Regions from separate parts of the Homo sapiens genome. Here region 1 is linked to region 2. A link is a loop called in an ENCODE intact Hi-C map of the cell type or tissue named here. Cell type or tissue: CD14-positive monocyte. All regions are shown on one strand.

Region 1 (2,500 bases), 730 kb before region 2:
CGTCCCAGCTCATCTTTGCAGTTTTGCCTTCCCCCTGGACAGTGAGTCCTGCCAGGCAGGGTCTCTGGCTTGTTCACATTTGTATATATCCCCAAGAATACTTGGTCTAGCACCTTGTAGGGGCTCAGCACAGGCTAAAGTGTCATTTGCTCTAGAGCTGTTGGAGAGGTTGAGGACTTAGTCATTTGTGGTCATTGATAAGTCCTCTTTCTTTTCTTTCTTTGCTTTTTTCTTTTCTTCTTCTTCTTCTTCTTCTTTTTTTTTTTGACGGAGTTTCGCTCTTGTTGCCCAGGCTGGAGTACAGTGGCACGATCTCGGCTCACGGCAACCTCCGCCTCCTGGGTTCAAGCGATTCTCCTGCCTCAGCCTCCCAAGTATCTGGGATTGCAGGCATGTACCACCACGCCTGGCTAATTTTTGTATTTTTAGTAGAGACAAAGTTTCACCATGTTGTCCAGGGTGGTCCCGAACTCCTGACCTTAGGCGATCCGCCGGCCTCAGCCTCCCAAAGTGCTGGGATTACAGGTGTGAGCCACCGCGCCCGGCCGAGAAGTCCTTTCTCATAATTGGTGAATATAAATCCCGGAGTCCTCACCACAGGCTCCGGGCCCTGCATGATCCGGGCCCCGCTGGATTCGGCCCCTTCTCTGCTCCCTCTGACTTCACGCCCTATCACTCTGCTCCTCACTTCCTCTGCAAAAAGCCTAGCACCCTCCGGCAGCTCCTCCTTGGAGCCGGCTCTGGCTCCAAACAAAAGATACCCAAACAAAGGCAAGAAAGTGGTGAATTCCTAGAACCGGGAGGGCGCGGGCTCGGGGGCCAGCTGCAGGTTCCTGAGACGTGGGAGAGGAGGAGGAGTGAACACAGACCGCAGGCCAGTGAGTGGAGCAAGGTGCAAACTGCCAGAGAGCGGAGGCCCGGCCCGAAGACCCCAGACTCGCCTCCCGCCCACCCGCCCCCACGTGAAAAGGCACCAGATCCTAAGCGCTAACAGCGAAGGGCGGGACCGGCAGAGGGCTCCCTGCGGCGCCTCTCGAGGCGCGAGCGACCGGAAGGAAAGGCGGGAGGCTCAGCAGCGCGGCGGTGGGAGGAGCGCGCCCTTGCTGATTTCATGGAGGCCCGGGGCCGCGGGCGCTGTTCTCCTTCCTGTGCCGAGTGTGGTTTGCTATCAAGCGGTGGCAGTTCAGCCACAATCAGGGGCAGGGGGAGGGAGAGGCCCCCCGAAGAGGCAGAGGCCCTGCCTCGGCCGCCCTGAGCCTGGAAGGTGATTGGCTAGAGCGACTCCCGGCCGGGAGCGGAATGAATGGCGGGGACCGGGGCCTCTGGGTGGTGCGAGGTATGTTGGGAGGTGCGGGTTTTAATCGGCAGTTGGGCAGTTTAGCCACACGGGCCGGGGGCAGGGTGGGGCTGGCAGAGAAGGGAAGCTGGTGAGGCGGAAACAGGGAGGAGTAGGTTTTTCTTTCTTCTCACACCGGCAAACCAGAGGAAGCTTAACCTATCGGAACCAATTACTAGCATGAACCTAGCACTGAGCTCAAAGGCTGAATTTTAGACCTTTCACTGCTCCCATGCACACCCTGCCTGGTCACGGCTTCTCACCGTCTTTACCAAGATCAGTCACACCTGTGAAGCCCTGCTCATTCATCTCGCCAATTCCCTTCTACAGGACCCAGTGCCCAGACGCCACTACCCAATTCCCCCAGCCTTGGAATCTCCTCCTCTCTGCCAGGTCCTCACCACTGTGTTCTTGGCGATTTCACTAAAGATTCACCTCCTCAAAACTGGCCCCAATTAGTCCCACCCTGTTCAACCTACTATCTCCACTTAACGGCAAATGGCACCTGACACCCTCAGAAGTCAGACTCCTGGCAACTACAATTACCCAAAATACGGCAGAAAACTGTCTCGAAGCCCAGGCAACTGATTCTTGGGAGAAGCTGACTCATGCTTGGCCTCTACCTAGAGAAATAATTCATATTTAGAGCTGTGAGAATAGATAGCAAAGAGAGAGTAAGAAAAAAGATGCATAAATATGTACTAACACGTTTTTATAATTGCTTTTGTGTTCTTCCTGACAGCATCATGTTGCCTTTTAATATGGAGCATGTGCCATAGCTCTCCAGGAGAACCCCTCTGTGTCACAGCGAACCTCAGTCACTGACACTCAAAAGAAGGAATTATTTCAACTCAATAATAAACAAATAACCCTATTTTAAAATCAGCAAAGGGTGTTACCACATTTCCACAGAAGGTATACAAATGGCCAGTAATCATGTGAAAAGATGCTTGATATCATTTGTCATCAGGGAAATGCAAATCAAAACTGCAATGAGAGGCCAGGCGCTGTGGCTCACACCTGTAATCCCAGCGCTTTGGGAGGCTGAGGCAGGTGGATCGCTTGAGCCCAGGAGTTCAAACCCAGCCTGACCAACATGGTGAAACCCCGTCTCTACAAAAAAATACAAAAATTAGCCGGGCACAGTGGCCTGTGCCTGTAATC
Region 2 (2,500 bases):
GTGAATGACATGGTATCCACTCAGCGAGTCCAATGTGGGTCATAAGACTTCCGCGGGGACCTCCATGGGCCCGCATCCTTGTGCCAAGCAGTACAGTCGTGAATGGGCTGAATGCTGGCTTTACCTTTTACTCTCTGGGTGCTCTTGGCCACCTCTCCAGAGCTGGTTTCCATATTTGTAAAGTGGGGATAATCTGGGGTAGTAAGGCAGGTTTTTGGTCAGCCAGTGAAGGTACACTCTCAGTGAAGAGCTGGCGCATAGTGTCTTCCTGAGGACCCAGGCTATGACTTCTGCCCCTTCATATTCTCCCAGAAACCAGCATCGGGTGGGCATGTGGGGTGCATGGTGGGTGTCTAAGGAAGGTGAGAGGGGAGGGAGGTTTTCCTGGTCCCTCTCTTCCTCCTCAGCAGCTGTACCTCCTGGGCCCCCCAGCTGGATGTAACAACATTGGACTCTTCTGTTTCCCTCTGTCCCCTGTATACTGTGTCTGCCAACATTGGACTCCTCTGTTTCTCTCTGTCCCCTGTACACTGTGTCTGCCAATGAAGCAGGGCCTCTTCTCTGGTACCCTGACCTTGGCAGGGCTCTCCCCCTACCCTGTGGCCAGAAGAGAGTCACCCTTCCGCTAACATTTGCCCTCCCCCAGATCCTGAGCCTCCATGAGCCTCCATTCCCGATGACAGCTTCCTGGTACCTTGGACCAGGCACGCCCCTTCCCCTTTGAGGGTCCCGGGCTCTTCAAGGTCAGATGGTGAGCAGGGTCCAGTGGGATTTAAGGTGTATGTCTTGAAGCACCGGACATTTCTCTGGCTCCCAGGCTCTCCTGGGCCCTGCGGCCTGCTCTAGGTGACATGTTCCCAGCTCCTGGGTCTTGGTGTAGACATGGTCCTGAGGGAATGAGCAGTGTATCTTGTAGACTGAATGTTCACTTCCCAGCTCTGGCATCTCCTCTCCACTCCTTCTTTCCACACTCCACCTCCAGGGCCAACAATAGGCCCCTTCAGCTCTGGACTCTTGCGTAGGGCTTGGGGGTGGGGTATGGCCTGAGCTGGCAGCAGGCAGGATGACGAGCCGGGCAGCCTCTGCCCAGCCCTGGAAGAGCTCTCTCTGGGAGTGGCTAGCTGCTGGGAGCTAGACCACATCCTTCCCTCTGGGCCCCCGTGCCGTGACAGTGCATGGGCAGGACAGGCAACGAGAGGCAGCTCTCTGCGGCACTCGTGTCCTGGCCTCGGCACCTGGGCATGTGTGGCGTGCATGGGAGTGAGACCCAGACAGCTGCAGCAATGTGTCCTCTGCCACCCACTGCTGCTGGTGTCTGTGTTGGGGAGCGATGGTCCAGGAGCACATTAGGGCCCTCAGTGTACTGTCTCTTTGTGTCGGCGTTGACACTCCGGTCTTCAGCTGGCGGAGCATGAAACGGTTTCACAGTACTTTCAAGACTTGATACAGATGGATGCTCTTGTCTCCACGTGTCAGCCCCACCAAGTCCAGTCAGCCTCAGGTTCAGTGTGGACTGGGTCACGCTGTTTAGTCAGATCCTCACCCCTCCTCTCTCAAGTGACATTCCCTTCTCCACTGGAGTTGGAGGGGACGAGGCATAGCAGGGCCCTGCCTGGTGTGTCTGCCTCTGCCTCTGTGCTCTGCCCTCCCACCCTGGCACCTGCCTGTTCCCCTCCTCTCTCTCGGTGAGCTGGGATCCTGACAGACCCAGGCCCCCTTCCCATCACCCTGTGTGGCAGCCCGCGCCCCAGCACCCCTTCGCAGTCCGATGAGAAGGCACCTTCCTTAAGACCAATGTCAGGCTCTCCCTCTGCCTGAGGGACTGGCTGAGTTGTTCTGGTTCTGAGATGGCTTTGGGGGACTGAGTTGCTTAGTGGGTCTGGGGTCGGAGTGGTTGTGATGACATGGACAGCCCCTCTTCCCAGAAAGGTGCTGGCGTCTCTGGATTAGAAATCATGGGGGGAGGCAAAGCCGGGGCTGGGAGAGGGCAACCAGGCTTGTTCCTGGCACCCACTGGGAAAGCAACCTGGCAGCAGCTCACGGGGGAAGAAGCAGCCACCGTTCTCCAGTGTTCCTCACAAAGACTGAGTCCTTCTCAGCAGACACACCCAGGGCCCCTGCCAGGTTCTCCCTTCAGGGCGACAGATGTGGACAGATGGTTCCCTTACGATGTACAGACCACAGCAGAGGTATACAGACCGCTCCTTCAGCACAATTATGTGCTGATACAAAGAGTTACAGGAATAGTGACCCTTTAAGGATAGGAACGTGATGGATAATTTAAACTTTTTAAAATTCTTGGCCGGGCGCAGTGGCTCACGCCTATAATCTCAGCCCTGTGGGCGGCTGAGGTGGGCGGATCATGAGGTCAGGAGATCGAGACCATCCTGGCCAACAGGGTGAAACCCCGTCTCAACTCTACTAAAAATATAAAAATTAGCTGGGCGTGGTGGCGCACACTTGTAATCTCAGCTACTTGGGAGGCTGAGGCAGGAGAATC

What was found. A loop is a pair of places that touch in the nucleus more often than their neighbours do. Peaks named below come from ENCODE experiments on the same cell type or tissue, not always from the same donor. Only the 100,000 strongest peaks of a DNase experiment are listed, where the experiment ranks them.
Region 1: it touches region 2 in a loop (5-fold over the local background); 2 of 110 quality-filtered maps call a loop at or near these places.

What each region holds. Positions count from the first base shown.
Region 1 is chr3:196,631,224-196,633,723 of GRCh38, reverse strand. It overlaps LINC01063 (long intergenic non-protein coding RNA 1063), which reads left to right and starts at 1,137. Exons shown (of 2, transcript NR_132101.1): 1 at 1,137-1,336; 2 at 2,079-2,220. RefSeq lists a silencer at 1,246-1,325 and an enhancer at 715-1,469. In CD14-positive monocyte, CTCF peaks have their summits at 807 and 1,014 (motif pointing right); DNase peaks (open chromatin) are centred at 153 and 1,083; H3K4me3 peaks cover 2,352 bases; H3K27ac peaks cover 2,500 bases.
Region 2 is chr3:195,899,430-195,901,929 of GRCh38, reverse strand. The region is part of intron 1 of TNK2 (tyrosine kinase non receptor 2); the gene reads left to right. Among named protein-coding and RNA genes, the nearest start is that of TNK2-AS1, 7.4 kb to the left of the region's middle. RefSeq lists an enhancer at 866-1,025. In CD14-positive monocyte, no CTCF peak of the experiment used is centred here; a DNase peak (open chromatin) is centred at 1,099; H3K4me3 peaks cover 2,285 bases; H3K27ac peaks cover 2,500 bases.